Linked DNA regions of Homo sapiens: all the other regions are linked to region 1. Evidence: chromatin loops called from intact Hi-C (ENCODE). Cell type or tissue: PC-9. All regions are shown on one strand. Each heading gives the region's core, and the rest is flanking DNA. Links, peaks and the distances in the headings are about the cores only.

Region 1 (5,784 bases), core at 293-5,292:
CAAAAGTCCCTGTCCTCACGGAGCTCACGCTGTCATGGGGAGGAAGACAGACATGCGAAGAGATGTAGAATGTGAGATCAGGTGTTGACAAGAACCCTGGAGGGAGCAGAGCAGGGAAAGGTCAGAAAGGGAAGACCCAGGGTCTCTGAAGGAGGTGTCAGGAAAGAAGTCTAAGGATGCCCTGATGTGAGCAGGACCTGAGGGCAGTGTGGAGGGGGCCGTGTGGACCCCTGGGGAAGAGGATTCCAAACAGAAAAATGCCAAGGTCAGAAGTGTTGAAGGAATGGGGGTCATGCTGCTGACCTTGACCTAGTAGGACAGTAGGACACACACACATACACATACACAAACACACATGCCCGTTTTTTGTGTGTGTTTGTTTGTATGTGTGCGTGTGTGTATCTTCAAGGCTGAGGATGGAAGAGACCTTCTCAGGACCCAGGGCCCCATCTTTTCACCACAATACATAGGTCTCAATATTAACTGATGCTGTCTCCCCCTCCTAGCATCACTTTTAAACTTCTGGAACCCGCCCACCACTGCCGAAGTCACGATTGAAGCCCAGCCACCCAAAGTTTCTGAGGGGAAGGATGTTCTTCTACTTGTCCACAATTTGCCCCAGAATCTTCCTGGCTACTTCTGGTACAAAGGGGAAATGACGGACCTCTACCATTACATTATATCGTATATAGTTGATGGTAAAATAATTATATATGGGCCTGCATACAGTGGAAGAGAAACAGTATATTCCAACGCATCCCTGCTGATCCAGAATGTCACCCGGAAGGATGCAGGAACCTACACCTTACACATCATAAAGCGAGGTGATGAGACTAGAGAAGAAATTCGACATTTCACCTTCACCTTATACTGTGAGTGATTCCACATGATCCCTGGGTGTTGGGGGGAAGGGGTCATTTCTACTTCACACACACAGGATTGTCAGGCCTGGACTCTGCCTGTGTCACTCTCTGCATTATGTCCCATGCTGGGGTTTGGGCATTTAGTGCAGGACACACACAGAGGAGACAAATTTCAACAGATCAGAATTCCTTTCCCGCATCCAGACCCTGCAGACACTCGCTGCAGAGGAAGGACAGTCTGATGGGGGGACTCAGCAGGAGGAGATCAGTCTCAGCCAAGCACATCATGCCCTCTTCATAAATTTGACCCTGAGAAAGACCCTGGAGAACTGAGTAGGGCTTGGCTTGAGGGGACCCCTGAGATACTCTCAGAGAAGCTCAGCCCTAGAAGCCTCAACCCCAGACCCCTGTCCCTAAATCCTTGCTCCAGTTAAGCTGAGGAGCCTGTGCCAGTGCTGGGTTGTGGCTTCTTGGGCAGGCCTTACTGGGACCAAGAATTTACCAGCTGTCTGAGGACTGTGTCTCCTGGAGCTGTTCACCAGCCAGGGCTCAGCCCTCAGAGTCTCATCTGGGCAAGGACAGAGCTTTTTCAGCTGACACTCAGAGTGGAGAGGACAGAAAGACAAGCTTTGTAGGACATCAGCCAACTGCCTTGGGAGGCTTAGGACAGTCCATAGAAAGTCTAATGTCCCCAGAAGCAGAAACAGAAGGGAGAAGATGTACCTGGTAGCAGCTTGTCCACAGGGATCTGACATAAGGTGCTTTCTCATGGAAGCAAATTAATAATAAATGCTGCTTGTGTGAAACCTCCACTGTGCCAAGCATTAGGTCAGGTGACTGTGAATCATTTAACATTTATTCACAGATAGCATGAAAAGCCACAGTCCATTTGCCATTTAGTTTATTTGATTGAGAGAAAACTGAGGCACAGGAAGGTGCAGTCACTGAACCAGAGTCACACAAACACAAAGGGGAGATCAGGGTCACATGAGGTCTGTCTGCAGCCACAGGCCTATCCTCTCCTCCACCAGAAGTGAGGGCTTACTGGGTTCCAAGGACCCCATAGTCATTTATTGGCTCAAATCCTCTCTTCTTAGGCATCCAAACCTCAGAGGAGTGAGAGCAAATGGTCAGCTGATTAGTCTGTATTCCAGAACTAAATCACCTGCCTCAACCATCAGAGTCAGTGCAAAAAATATGTCCAGGCCTCCCCCTCAGATCTTAACCCCCATCACTGAACGTGAAATCCTGTGTTTCCCAAAGTGTCCATGTCACTGTCATGAGAGGATCAAGGAGAGGACCTTGTTTTCTTTCCCCACTCACACCCTACACCAGCACAGGCCCAGCGAGAGACACACACTCAGGAGCTCTCACATAATGAATGAAGAACTTGAATGAAGAAATGAATGATCCAAAACCTCTTTAGAGACTGAATTTGCATGCAGAATCCTAGGAGGTTCTAGCCACACCTGTCCCTTGTCCTTCAGAGGCTGACACCCACGTTTCATCCCCCCACTACCTCTTGCCCCTAAAGCCACCCCACCTCATGTAACTCTGAAGCTCTTTGGCCACCGGAGGGTTCTCAGGGCTCCTTGGTCCTGGACTGTGGAACTGGGGGCACCTGGGCCCTGGGGTCTCTGAAGTCAGTGTCTCCCTCACTGCTCACTGCCATGGTGTCTCTGCCTCTCTCTGCTTCTCTGTGTCCCTCATCTTCCTCCCACTTCATTCTGACTGGCAAGCCCTGTCCTGCACAGCTTCTTCCCCCACCCCTAGGCCTTCCCCAGACATTCCCTCTAACTAGGCTGGCTGTTCGGTTCCCTTCCTACTAACACTGTGGCCTGGCCCACCTCCCAGGAAATAGGAAAGGCACAGAAATCACCTGGAGTTGCCACTCCTGCCTGGCTTCATCTCCAGCCAATGTCCCCAGGTCACTAAGAGAAATATTCCACTGTATTCCCATCCATGGCTCTTTCCCTTTGTCAGTCTGACCTGTGGACAAGAACATGGGACAGGGATAGGCAGTTCCTCCATCCACTCATAATTGCCAGACAAGTTCTTCTGGCCTCCTGCACACACACACAAAAAAAATTATTGAAATGGTGGTCTGTAGTCGGAGAAAGATTTTAATGACTCCAAGTCTGCCAAACAGGAGGACGGATGTTTATTATTACTCAAATCAGCCTCCCCAGTGGATCAGGGGTTAGAGATTTTCAAGGATCGTTTCAGGGGCACAGGACTAAAAAATGAGTACTGCTGATTGTTTGGTGATGGAATCATGCGGCCGGAGGGAAATGATTTGTTTGTGCTTGAATCTGCCTCCAGGTAGGGGCCACATGACTGACTGAGCCATTAGTCATAGGTATGGATGAGGTCAGCCGGTTGCCAGAATGCAAAAGAATGAGAAACATCTCAAAAGACCAATCTCACGTTCTACAATAGTGATGTTATCTATAGGAGCAATTAGTTACAAATTTTGTAAACTCTTGCCAAATGACATCGGAGCAGTCAGGGATTATAGAAACTGTGACAACATTTTAGCAGAATTCAGTTCCCTCCTATAATCTTAATCTCATGGTCTTTCACTAGTTTGACAAAAGCAGTCCCTGGGCAAAGTAAGGGTGTTAGTTTTATGGAGGAACTATTATCATTCTTGCTTCAAAGTTAAACCATAAAATAAATTCCTCCCAAGGTTAGCCTGACCTATGTCCAGGAATGAGTGAGGACAGCCAGCCTGAGACTAGATGCCAGATGGAGTCAGCCATGCTAGTTTCCTGTCACTGTGTAATCTCTGCCCTGACTAACCAGGGTGTCAGAGGCTGGAGAGGCCTGCAGTCCCCAAAGCACATGGACTCATTTCACCCATTTCATTTGTGACTCCATCCTCAACCTGCTATGGAGCTCACATTCTCTGGTCACTTCCTAGAGACTTCTGGCTTCCTGTCAGGCATATAACAAGCTTGGAATTTGTCACTCAGTTCTAACACTAAGTAAAAAGCTGAACAATCTCAAAAGTCAACAACTCATTAAAATCCCTCAGAGATGGCTGGGCTCAGTGGCTCAAGCCTATAATCCCAGCACTTTGGGAGGCCGAGGCGGGCACAAGGTCAGGAGATGGAGACAATCCTGGCTAACAGGGTGAAACCCTGTCTCTATTAAAAATACAAAAAATTAGCCGGGCGTGGTGGTGGGCGCCTGTAGTCCCACCTACTTGGGAGGCCTAGGCAGGAGAATGGTGTGAACCCAGAAGGCGGAGCTTGCAGTGAGCTGAGATCATGCCACTGCACTCCAGTCAGGGTGACAGAGCGAGACTCTGTCTCAGAAAAAAAAAATGCTGTCAGAGAAATGAAGAATGCTTTTGATGCTTACTGGTAGACTGCACACAGCTGAGGAAAGAATCCCTAGCTTGAGGATGTGTCAATAGAAACTTCCAAAACTGAAAAAGGAAAGTTCAAAAAAAGTGGGGAAGAAAAAGTGGAACAACATATTCAACTTCATATTTAATATTTTGTTTTGACAATAGCAATTTTTAAATTTTGTAGTTGTGGGACAACTACAAAGGCTGTAACATACACATAATGGGAATACTGGTGGTTTTTGGGGACCAGTTGGAGGTGGCCAGGTGGGTGATATCTAATGGTTTTACTGCCTGTGTCTCATACAACTATTTCCTCATGATGATGCCATTTTCATAAGTTGGAGTTCTGCATGTGGGGAGACACACGAGCCATTGGCATCTCACTTAGAATCTTCCTGATTCACACAGACTTAAATTTTAGTGGTGTTTCCTGAGCTTAAGAGAAAATGAAGAAAGCATTTCACCTACCTGTTTTGCAGTCCTCCCCATTTTTCCTAATTCTGCACAGAAATTAGAAGCAGGGAGTTCTTTCTATATTTACTAACATAACACACATCACTTCTTTTAATTTGGCATCCTTCCTCCCTTTATGTAATTGATGCACTGACCAGTTCGGTCCTTTTAACGGGACTCTCTCTACTTAAGGAGCTGCTAATTTCCAATCACCTTTGGCATCTTTCTTTGAGCATAATGTGATCCTGCTGGAATTCACGGCACACCTAAACCTTATTTTGGTCTCAAGAGAAATACTACTACCAGCAATTGATCTTAGATGTTTGGACCATCAGTAAAAGTTTCCACTTATGAAAACATTTTAATGTTTCCTCCAAATTTTTTTTTTTTTTTGTTACTAGAGTCAGAACACAACATGAGGTCTAAACTCCTGACAACTTTTTATGGGAAAATTACAGTATAACAAATTGAGCATCCCAAATCCAGAAATCCACAATCTGAAATGCTCAAAAGTCAACACTTCTGACCACTGATGTGATGCTAAAAAGAAGTGCTCACTGGCGCATTGTGGATTTTAAATTTTTCAGATTTGGGATGCTAAACCAGTACATGTACTGCAAATATTCCAAAATAAAAAAAATTAGAAATCCAAAACACTTTGTTTTAAGCTTTCTGAATAAGGAGCACTTTATCTGTATGAACTATAGGCATGAAGCTGTACAGGAGATCTCTAGAACCTCCTCATCCTGCATAACTGGAACTGCACACCCACGGAACAACACCCTATTCCCCTGATCCCAGCTCCTGCAAACTACTATTCTACTTTCTGATTCACTCTGGAATCCACTGATAGGAGGTACATAGAGTAGTCAAACTCAGATCAGACAGTAGAATGTCCAATGAGAGAAAGTATCTGCAAGACTTCTTCCCAAATATTGGTCTAATATCCACCAAACGCATATGGTCCTTGAGGGCCAGACTTCCATCATCTGTTCATGTTCACCCTTTCCACCAGTCAGTTCTGCATTTGCAAACATCCACATGTATTTCTAGAAAGATCCACATGGTCCTCACCTGCCCTCTACAGGGGGAAGGGAGCATCATGGACCCAGA
Region 2 (5,784 bases), core at 545-5,544, 84 kb after region 1:
CAGAATCTTGCTGGCTACATCTGGTACAAAGGACAACTGATGGACCTCTACCATTACATTACATCATATGTAGTAGACGGTCAAATAAATATATATGGGCCTGCATACACTGGACGAGAAACAGTATATTCCAATGCATCCCTGCTGATCCAGAATGTCACCCGGGAAGACGCAGGATCCTACACCTTACACATCATAAAGCGAGGTGATAGGACTAGAGGAGTAACTGGATATTTCACCTTCAACTTATACCGTGAGTGATTCCACATGATCCCTGGGTGTTGGGGGACAGGGGTCATTTCTACTTCACACACACAGGATTGTCAGGCCTGCACTGTGCCTGTGTCCCTCTCTGCATTATGTCCCATGCTGCGGTTTGGGCATTTAGTGCAGGACACACACAGAGGAGACAAATTTCAACAGATCAGAATTCCTTTCCCGCATCCAGACCCTGCAGACACTCGCTGCAGAGGAAGGACAGTCTGATGGGGGGACTCAGCAGGAGGAGATCAGTCTCAGCCAAGCACCTCATGCCCTCTTCATAAATTTGACCCTGAGAAAGACCCTGGAGAACTGAGTAGGGCTTTGGCCTGAGGGGCCCCCTGAGACCCTCAGAGAAGCTCAGCCCTAGAAGCCTCAACCCCAGACCTCTGTCCCTAAATCCTTGCTCCAGTTAAGCTGAGGAGCCTGTGCCAGTGCTGGGTTGTGGCTTATTGGGCAGGCCTTACTGGGACCAAGAATTTACCAGCTGTCTGAGGACTGTGTCTCCTGGAGCTGCTCACCAGCCAGGGCTCAGCCCTCAGAGCCTCATCTGGGCAAAGACAGAGCTTTCTTCACCTGACACTCAGAGTGGAGAGGACAGAAAGACAAGCTTTGTAGGACATCAGCCAACTGCTTTAGGAGGCTTAGGACAGTCCATAGAAAGTCTAATGTCCCCAGAAGCATAAACAGAAGGGAGAAGATGTACCTGGTAGCAGCTTGTCCACAGGGATCTGACGTAAAGGTGCTTTCTCATGGAAGCAAATTAATAATAAATGCTGTTTGTGTGAAACCTCCACTGTGCCAAGCATTAGGTCAGGTGACTGAATCATTTAACATTTATTCACAGTAGCATGAAAATCCACAGTCCATTTGCCACTTAGCTTATTTGATTGAGAGAAAACTGAGGCACAGGAAGGCACAGTCACTGAACCAGAGTCACACAAACCCAAAGGGGGAGATCAGGGTCACATGAGGTCTGTCTGCAGCCACAGGCCCATCTTCTCCACCAGAAGTGAGGGCTTACTGGGTTCCAAGGACCCCATAGTCATTTATTGGCTCAAATCCTCTCTTCTTAGGCTTCTAAACCTCAGAGGAGTGAGAGCAAATGGTCAGCTGATTAGTCTGCACTCCAGAACTAAATCAACTGCCTCAACCGTCAGAGTCAGTGCAAAAAATATGTCCAGGCCTCCCCCTCAGATCTTAACCCCCATCACTGAACCTGAAATCCTGTGTTTCCCAAAGTGCCCATGTCACTGTCATGAAAGGATCAAGGAGAGGACTTTGTTTTCTTTCCCCACTCAGACCCTGCTCCAGCACAGGCCCAGCGAGAGACACACACTCAGGAGCTCTCACATAACAAATGAAGGAATGGAATGAAGAAATGAATGATCCAAAACCTCTTTAGAGACTGGATGTTGGATGCAGAATCCTAGGAGGTTCTAGCCACACCTGTCCCTTGTCCTTCAGAGGCTGACATCCATGTTTCATCCCCCCACTACCTCTTGCCCCTAAAGCCACCCCACCTCATGCAACTCTGAAGCTCTTTGGCCACCAGAGGATTCTCAGGGCTCCTTTGTCCTGGACTGTGGAACTGGGGGCAGCTGGTCCCTGGGGTCTCTGAAGTCAGTGTCTCCCTCACTGCTCACTGCCATGGTGTCTCTGCCTCTGCTTCTCTGTGTCCCTCATCTTCCTCCCACTTCATTCTGACTGGCAAGCCCTGTCCTGCACAGCTTCTTCCCCCACCCCTAGGCCTTCCCCAGACACTCCCTCTAACTAGGCTGGCTGTTCTGTTCCCTTCCCGCTAACACTGTGGCCTGGCCCACCTCCCAGGAAATAGGAAAGGTGCAGAAATCACCTGGAGTTGCCACTCCTGCCAGGCTTCATCTCGAGCCAATGTTCCCAGGTCACTAAGAGAATGAGCTTCCACTGTATTCCCATCCAGGGCTCTTTCCCTTTGTGAGGCTGACCTGTGGACAAGACAATGGGACAGGGATAGGCAGTTCCTCCATCCATTCATAATTGCCAGGCAAGATCTTCTGGCCTCCTGCACAAAAAAAAAAAAAAAAAATTATTGAAATGTTGGTTTCTAGTCAAGAAAGATTTTAACGACTCCAAGTCTGCCAAACAGGAGGACAGAGGTTTATTATTACTCAAATCAGCCTCCCCAGTGGATCAGGGGTTAGAGATTTTCAAGGATAGTTTCAGGGGCACAGGACTAAAAAATGAGTACTGCTGATTATTTGGTGATGGAATCATGTGGGCAGAGGGAAATGATCTGTTTGTGCTCGAATCTGCCTCCAGGTAGGGACCACATGACTGGCTGAGCCATTAGTCATAGGTATGAATGAGGTCAGCCGGTTGCCAGAATGCAAAAGAATGAGAAACATCTCAAAAGACCAATCTCATGTTCTACAATAGTGATGTTATCTATAGGAGCAATTAGTTACAAATTTTGTAAACTCTGGCCAAACAACATTGCAGCAGTCAGGAATTATAGAAACTGTGCCAACATTTTAGCAGAATTCAGTTCCCTCCTATAATCTTAATCTCATGGTCTTTCACTAGTTTGACAAAGGCCATCCCTGGGCAAAGTAAGGTTGTTAGTTTCATGGAGGAAGTTTTGTGATTCTTGCTTCAAAGTCAAACCATAAATTAAATTCCTCCCAAGGTTAGCCTGGCCTATGCCCAGGAATGAGTGAGGATAGCCAGCCAGAGACTAGATGCCAGATGGAGTCAGACATGCTACTTTGCTGTCACTGTTGTAATGTATGGACTGACTCACCAGGGTGTCAGAGGCTGGACAGGCCTGCAGTCCCCAATGCCCATGGACTCATTTCAACTGTTTCACTCGTGACTCCATCCTCAAACTACTATGGAGCTCACATTCTCCTGTCACTTCTTAGAGACTTCTGGCTTCCTGTCAGGCATATAACAAGCTTGAAATTTGTCACTCGGTTCTAACAGTAAGTAAAAAGTTGAACAAACTCAAAAGTCAACAACTCATTAAAATCCCTCAGAGATGGCTGGGCACAGTGGCTCATGCCTATAATCCCAGGACTTTGGGAGGCCGAGGCGGGCACAAGGTCAGAAGATGGAGACCATCCTGGCTAACATGTTGAAACTCCGTCTCTACTAAAAATACAAAAAATTAGCTGGGCGTGGTGGCGGATGCCTGTAGTCCCAGCTACTTGGTAGGCTGAGCCAGGAGAATGCCGTGAGCCCAGGAGGTGGAGCTTGCAGTGAGCTGAGATCATGCCACTGCACTCCAGCCTGGGTGAAAGAGAGAGACTCTGTCTCAGAAAAAAAAATGCTGTTAGAGAAATGAAGAATGCTTTTGATGCTTACTGGTAGACTGCACACAGCTGGGGAAAGAATCTCTGGCTTGAGGATGTGTCAATAGAAACTTCCAAAACTGAAAAAGGAAAGTTCAATAAGAGTGGGGGAAAAAAAGTGGAACAACACATTCAACTTCACATTTAATATTTTGTTTTGGCAATAGCAATTTTTAAATTTTGTAGTTGTGGACAACTGCAAAGGCTGTCAGATACACGTAATGTGAATATTGGTGGTTTTGGGGACCAGTTGGAGGTGGCCAGGTGTGTGCTATCTAATGGTTTTACTGCCTGTGCCACATAAAACTGTTTCCTCATGATGATGCCATTTTCATAAGTTGGAGTTCTACGTGTGGGGAGACACACGAGCCATTGGCATCTCACTTAGATTCTTCCTAATTCACACAAACTTAAACTTTAGTGGTGTTTCGTGAGCTTAAGAGAAAATGAAGAAAGCATTTCACATACCTGTTTTGGGGTCCTCCCCATTTTTCCTAACTCTGCACAGAAATTAGAAGCAGGGAGTTCTTTCTATATTTACTAACATAACACACATCACTTCTTTTAATTTGGCATCCTTCCTCCCTTTATGTAATTGACGCACTGACCAGTTCTGTCCTTTTAACGGGACTCTCTACTTAAGGAGCTGCTAATTTCAAATCACCTTTGGCGTCTTTCTTTGAGCATAATGTGATCCTGCTGGAATTCACGGCACACCTAAACCTTATTTTGGTCTCAAGAGAAATACTACTACCAGCAATTGATCTTAGATGTTTGGATCATCAGTAAAAATTTCCACTTATGAAAACATTTTAATGTTTCCTCCAAATTTTTTTTGTTACTAGAGTCAGAACATAACATGAGGTCTAAACTCCTGACAACTTTTTATGGGAAAATTACAGTATTACGAATTGAGCATCGGAAATCCAGAAATCCACAATCTGAAATGCTCCAAAACTCAACCCTTCTGACCACTGATGTGATGTTAAAAAGAAGTGCTCACTGGCGCATTGTGGATTTTAAATTTTTCAGATTTGGGATGCTAAACCAGTACATGTACTGCAAATATTCCAAAATTAAAAAAATTAGAAATCCAAAACACTTTGTTTTAAGCTTTCTGCATAAGGAGCACTGTATCTGCATGAAGTATAGGCACGAGGCTGCACAGGAGATCTCTAGAACCTCCTCATCCTGCATAACTGAAACCGCACACCCATGGAACAACACCCTATTCCCCTGATCCCAGCTCCTGCAAACTACTATTCTACTCTCTGATTCACTCTGGAATCCACTGATATGAGGTACATAGAGTAGTCAAACTCAGAATCAGAGAGTAGAATGTCTAATGAGAGAAAGTATCTGCAAGACTTCTTCCCAAATATTGGTCTAATATCCACCAAACACATATGGTCCATGAGGGCCAGACTTCCATCATCAGTTCATGATTACCCTTTCCAACAGTCAGTGCTGCATTTGCAAACATCCACATGTATTTCTAGAAGATCCACATGGTCCTCACCTGCCCTCTACAAGGGGAAGGAAGCATCATGGACCCAGAACAGGGAACAATGGTCTTGGTCCAAAGCTATCAGCTCTTGCCTGTCCCCTTCACTCTTTGTAGGTCATTCCTTGGACTCTGCTCTATCTTTAGAAGTCACTGGCTCAAGTCAGTCACTATGAGACACCTGGGAAAACTGCGCCACCTTGTGGCTCCACTGCCTGATGACTGAACTGACCTCCAGGCTTGACTCTGGTCTCCCCTGTGTTATTTATGCTGAAGTACCCAGTCCCAGGCCAGGCTTTCCAGTACCCAAAGGGTTTAAGGACAATGGGAAGTTCCATCATCCATCTCTAGGATGTCCTTGGCAAGGGAAGCTGCAGAGAAAACATACCTCGGGGGACAAAGTAAGACTGAAACTAAGAAGATTCCAGCACTGCATACTCCAAGTGAGGACCACAAGGTGGGTCAGGCAGGCAGTTTTAGTCGGAGGAACTCAGAGAGGCATCGGGTCTGTGACTGCTGGTCCTGTGTCTTTCCATGACCCAATGCTGCTGCTCAATTCACACTTGAGAAAGCCTGTACTTCTCCCACATAAAGCAGGCAGCCTCACAATCTCTGAGCTCTCAGATTGCCATGCATCTGTCTTGTAACACACACACCTGCCATGGGCTTTTAAGGACTTGGGTGGGC
Region 3 (5,784 bases), core at 545-5,544, 71 kb after region 1:
GGATTTGGCTGGGACTTCAGTGTTGCGACTTGGCTCACAGGGTCACTGTGGCCCTTCCACAGACCAGGATTTTCCCTTCCCTCTGACAATGTCACCTGTGACTTTATTCTCTTTGCTCCAGATGGCCTGGATGCCCCCACCATTTCTTCCTCATACACCTATTACCATACAGGGGAATTCCCCAATCTCTCCTGCCTCACAGACTCTCACCCACTGGCAGAGCATTCTTGGCTGATTGATGGGAAGTTCCAGCAATCAGCACAAGTGTGCTTTATCCCCCAAATCACTAAAACATATAGAGGGGTTTAGGTCTGTTTCATCCATAACTCAGCCACTGATGGAACAAATCTCATAATCAAGAGGATCATAGTGCCTGGTAAGTGGATCCCTGGAGCATTGGCAATATGTTTTCCAGTGAAGTCTATCTAGCTATCAGGGAAAAGCCACCTGCCCTCTGCAAAGGGAGAGGGAAAATCAAAAACCCAGCACAGGGAATATGTTTCTGCTCCAAAACCACCAGCTTTTGCCTGTCCCCTTCACTCTTTCTAGGTCATTCTTTAGACTATACACTAACAATGAACAATCTGAAAGGAAATTAAGGAAATAATTTCAATTCACATTAACATCAAAAGGAATAAAATATTTTGGAGTAAGTTTAATCAAAAAGGTCAAATGATTATATCCTGAAAACTACAAAACATTGCTGAAAGAAATTAAAGACGATATCAATATATGGAAAGACATTTCATTTTCATGGATTGGAAGAATCAATATTGTTAGAAAGACAATACTACCCAAAGTTAGTTGCAGATTCAATGCAACCCCTACCAGAATCCCAGTAACATTTTTTTGCAGAATTATAAAACTCTGTCCTAAATCTGACCTGACAGGCTCTTATTAATGACTGCCACAACAGAAACACTGAGAAAAAGAGGCAACCATGAAAACGTGGAAAGTTCTGACGACAGAAAATAGCAATCAGCCTTTCTCACATCCCAAAGCTTTAAAAAATATATGAGTGCAGCATGGCCAGTATGGAATTGACCAAAAACTAATCATCAAGCTAGAAACGTGGTGAGAGAAAAAAAAAGGGCAAGAATATCTTTGGCTTATCACCTCCCACTTTTGCCTACTAATCTGATGCTGAAAAGAAATGCTCACTGAAGCATTTTAGATTTTGAATCTTTCAGATTTGGGATGCTAAACCAGTAAGCATATGACAAATATTTCAGAATAAAAAAATGTCAGAAATCCAAAACACTTTTTGTTCTAAGTCTTATGCATAATACTCAATCTGTGTGAATTATAGGCATCAAGCTCTACAGCAGATCTCCAGAACCTCCCCACCTTGCATAACTGAAACTGCACACCCATGAACAACTTCTGATTCTCCCCACTCCCAGCTCCTGGCAAACAGCAGTCTCTTCTCATATTCACTCTGGAATCCACTTACATGAGGTCCCTAGAGTAGTCGAACCCAGGGAATCAGAGAGTAGAATGTCCAATGAAAGAAAATATTTGCAAAACTTCTCTCCAAATTTGTCTCATATCCATCAAACACACATGGTCCATGAGGACCAGATTTCCAGCAGTTCATTCCCACACTTTCCACCAGTCAGTTCTGCTTTTGCAAATGTCCATATGTATTTCTGGAAAGATCCACATGGTCCTCACCTGCCCTCTGCAGAAGGAGAGGAAACTTAAAGAACCCAGGACAGGGAACATGGTTCTGCTCCAAAGCCACCAGCTCTTGCCTGTCCCCTTGACTCCTTCTAGATCATTCCTTGCACTCTGCTCTATCTTTAGAGGTCACTGGTTCAAGTAAGTCATCATGAAACACCTGCAAAACACTGCCCCACTTTCTGCCTCCACTGGCTGATGACTGAACTGACCTCCAGGCTTGACTCTGGTCTCTCCTGTGTTATTTCTGCTGAAACATCCAGTCCCAGGCCAGACTGCTCAGTATCTTCAGGGTTTCAGGACAATGGGAAGTCCCATTATTACTCATCTCTAGAATGTCCTTGAAATGGAAGCTGCAGAGAAATCTCATCTAGGGGGGCAAAGGAGGATGGAATTTGGAAGGGGCCCAGTAGTTGCACATTCCAGGTAAGGAACCCAAGGTGAGCCAGCAAGTTAACTGATTAGGGAGGGACTGGGAGGGGTACAAGGGGCTGTGACTCCCACTGATATGTCTGTCCATGACCCAACACTGCTGCTCAATTGACACTTGAGAAAGTCTGTGCCTCCCTAAAACAGAGCAGGTGGCCTCACAGTCTTTGAGCCCTTAGATCATCATGCATCTATCTTGTGACAGAAGCACCAGCTATTGGCTTTCAAGGACTCGGGTGGGCTGAGAGGTGGGAGATGCCAACTCTGATTGAAGTATGCCTGTGGAGGAATCAAAGGTGCCACACAGGACAATCTTCTCTCTGTTATCCACACAGCAAAGCTGTCCAAGCCCTACATCACAATCAACAACTTAAACCCCAGAGAGAATAAGGATGTCTTAACCTTCACCTGTGAACCTAAGAGTAAGAACTACACCTACATTTGGTGGCTAAATGGTCAGAGCCTCCCTGTCAGTCCCAGGGTAAAGCGACCCATTGAAAACAGGATCCTCATTCTACCCAATGTCACGAGAAATGAAACAGGACCTTATCAATGTGAAATACGGGACCGATATGGTGGCATCCGCAGTGACCCAGTCACCCTGAATGTCCTCTGTGAGTATCTTTTGTTCCTCTGTGGGCCAGGACACCAGCTTAAATCCAAACCACCAGAGGCCAGGTCTCTCAGTCTCTCTCCAGTCCAAGTATAGACACCTTTACTTCTGGACATCCGAGGTGGCCATGACTCCCTGCCCTGGGAAAACCTAGGTAGGCACAGCCTTAACCAAGAATATAAGGGGAGGGGACGCTCTTGTCATGGGAGACTTGGGGCCTAAAACTTGTGATGGGAGAAACAGGTGAATACCTCAGGCTTCGGCTCAGTGAACATAGAGGGAGTTTGGCTGGGACTTGAAGGTGTGTCTTGGCTTAGAGGGTAACTGTGTCCCTTTAAGAGACCAGGAACATCCCCTTCCCTCGGATGACATCACCTATGGCTTTATTCTCTTTGCGCCAGATGGTCCAGACCTCCCCAGCATTTACCCTTCATTCACCTATTACCGTTCAGGAGAAAACCTCTACTTGTCCTGCTTCGCCGAGTCTAACCCACGGGCACAATATTCTTGGACAATTAATGGGAAGTTTCAGCTATCAGGACAAAAGCTCTCTATCCCCCAAATAACTACAAAGCATAGTGGGCTCTATGCTTGCTCTGTTCGTAACTCAGCCACTGGCAAGGAAAGCTCCAAATCCATCACAGTCAAAGTCTCTGGTAAGTGGATCCCAGCATCCTTGGCAATAGGGATTTAGGTGGAGTCTATCTGGCATTCAGGGAAGAGTGAGGAAAACATTTTTATTCCCAGCCTGTGTCCCATGGGCACAAGCAAATCCCAAATTCTACTCCTGAACACTCCCAATTTGTCTAAGAACTTCCAAAACTTTAACAAACAGGCTGATATCTTCTTAAAATTCCCAGCCTAGACCAAGCAGGAGAAACATTGATTTCATTGAAATAATTGACAATATTGAGGATAATATTTTTATGATTTTTATTTGAAAATTTGCTGATTCTTTAAATGGTTTGTTTTCTAGATTTATGGAATTTTTTTCTTTTAATCTATCTATAGCTTGTAGCAGTTCAATAAACTATACTTCTGGGAACCGTAATTGAAACATTTACTTTTGCTCTCTACCTGACTGCCCCAGAATTGGGCAACTATTCATGAGTATTGATATGTTTATGGTAATACACATATTTGCACAAGTACAGTAACAATCTGCTCTCTTTGTAACAGGACACATTTCAAATCATTGGTTATATTACCAAGGCTTTGACTGGGATGTTATATTCAAGAATATAGATAGAATGAACCAATATGAACTGCAGGCAAAGTCTGAAGTCAGCCTTGGTTTGGCTTCCTATTCTCAAGGGTTTTGTAAAAGTTTAATCTGAGAGTCCTTATAAAAACTTAGAGCAAATAAAATTCTAAAAGAGCGCCTACATGGTCTATTGCTACTCTTGCTGCACTTATGTAAAGAATCAGACCACGTTTGAAGAAACTCAACCTATTTTGCAAACAAACTTATTCTACTGAAATTATCATTGGTAAAACTAGAGATGCCCATAGAGAGAAAAATTATGTGGAAAATAAAAACTGTAGTACACCGGTTATGAGATTGCAGCTCTGTTCATTGTTTCTGTGTTTTTATTATCCACCTGTAGACTGGATATTACCCTGAATTCTACTAGTTCCTCCAATTCCATTTTCTCCCATGGAATCACGAAGAGCAAGACCCACTCTGTTCCAGAAGCCCTATAAGCTGGAGGTGGACAACTCGATGTAAATTTCATGGGAAAACCCTTGTACCTGACATGTGAGCCACTCAGAACTCACCAAAATGTTCGACACCATAACAACAGCTACTCAAACTGTAAACCAGGATAACAAGTTGATGACTTCACACTGTGGACAGTTTTTCCAAAGATGTCAGAACAAGACTCCCCATCATGATAAGGCTCCCACCCCTCTTAACCGTCCTTGCTCATGCCTGCCTCTTTCACTTGGCAGGATAATGCAGTCATTAGAATTTCACATGTAGTAGCTTCTGAGGGTAACAACAGAGTGTCAGATATGTCATCTCAACCTCAAACTTTTACGTAACATCTCAGGGGAAATGTGGCTCTCTCCATCTTGCATACAGGGCTCCCAATAGAAATGAACACAGAGATATTGCCTGTGTGTTTGCAGAGAAGATGGTTTCTATAAAGAGTAGGAAAGCTGAAATTATAGTAGAGTCTCCTTTAAATGCACATTGTGTGGATGGCTCTCACCATTTCCTAAGAGATACAGTGTAAAACGTGACAGTAATACTGATTCTAGCAGAATAAAACATGTACCACATTTGCTAATACTGTTCTCTTAAAATAATTTTAAAAGAATGGGGTGGGCCCTCCCATGTGTCCAGGCCAGGTCTCTGAACAGAATCCTCCATCTGCAGTAACAATGCCTAAGAAGATGACATGGACTTGGTCCTGATATGCAGCCATTCCTGTATACCCTTCCCCTGCTGCAGGGCTGTACTAGCCCAGGGCCCAAATCTTCAGCTGCAGAGCTGAGAGAGAACATGGGATACCCAGCATCCCTTACCTTCTTCCAGTTCACTGCAGTGGCTACCGGCATGGCCCATTTATCCCTGAGGACACCCATCTGCTGACCCACAGTTTCTAAGAGTCAGACTTTCCTGGCTTCTCTGAGTCCCAGCTACTTTCACTCTGCTGAATCCTTCTTCTCCCCACAGGTGTCATTGACTTAGCAGACACCTCTTTCAGCTGCAGCTAACAGGTAAGCCAAGACCCAGACCCCAGAGAATAAACAAGGATTTCAAAACCTACTGTGTCCAACGGAGATGCCCACTTGTGGGCGGCAAGCCACCCAGGTGCCGAGGCAAGAGACCGAGGGCACGAGCTTTTCCAGTATAATAAAATATAAAAGGAGAATAGTTATACCAGATATAGATCTTAGATATGATTATATAGGAATATCATTAATCATTAGTTGGTAGCAATTACTCTTTATTCCAATATTATAATAATCCTCGCTCTATGATTATAACCTAGGAAAAGCCAGGTCATAAATAGATAGGAGCTGGGGAGACATAGTGAGAAGTGACCAGAAGA

What was found. Hi-C counts contacts between places; a loop is a spot of excess contacts. Peaks named below come from ENCODE experiments on the same cell type or tissue, not always from the same donor. Only the 100,000 strongest peaks of a DNase experiment are listed, where the experiment ranks them.
Region 2: it touches region 1 in a loop (10-fold over the local background); 9 of 110 quality-filtered maps call a loop at or near these places.
Region 3: it touches region 1 in a loop (10-fold over the local background); 10 of 110 quality-filtered maps call a loop at or near these places.

The regions. Positions count from the first base shown.
Region 1 is chr19:43,262,872-43,268,655 of GRCh38, reverse strand. It overlaps PSG9 (pregnancy specific beta-1-glycoprotein 9), which reads left to right. Exons shown (of 6, transcript NM_002784.5): 2 at 507-872. Among named protein-coding and RNA genes, the nearest start is that of PSG9, 3.8 kb to the left of the region's middle. In PC-9, for the core only: no CTCF peak of the experiment used is centred there; DNase peaks (open chromatin) are centred at 3,155 and 3,555; H3K4me3 peaks cover 988 bases; H3K27ac peaks cover 4,445 bases.
Region 2 is chr19:43,179,251-43,185,034 of GRCh38, reverse strand. PSG5 (pregnancy specific beta-1-glycoprotein 5) reads left to right here. Exons shown (of 6, transcript NM_002781.4): 2 at 1-253. Among named protein-coding and RNA genes, the nearest start is that of PSG5, 4.4 kb to the left of the region's middle. In PC-9, for the core only: a CTCF peak has its summit at 5,261 (motif pointing left); DNase peaks (open chromatin) are centred at 2,624, 3,014 and 3,544; H3K27ac peaks cover 3,818 bases.
Region 3 is chr19:43,191,934-43,197,717 of GRCh38, reverse strand. It overlaps PSG4 (pregnancy specific beta-1-glycoprotein 4), which reads left to right. Exons shown (of 6, transcript NM_002780.5): 4 at 2,445-2,723; 5 at 3,124-3,378; 6 at 4,330-5,016. The coding sequence ends at 4,346. Among named protein-coding and RNA genes, the nearest start is that of PSG5, 8.3 kb to the right of the region's middle. In PC-9, for the core only: no CTCF peak of the experiment used is centred there; no DNase peak of the experiment used is centred there.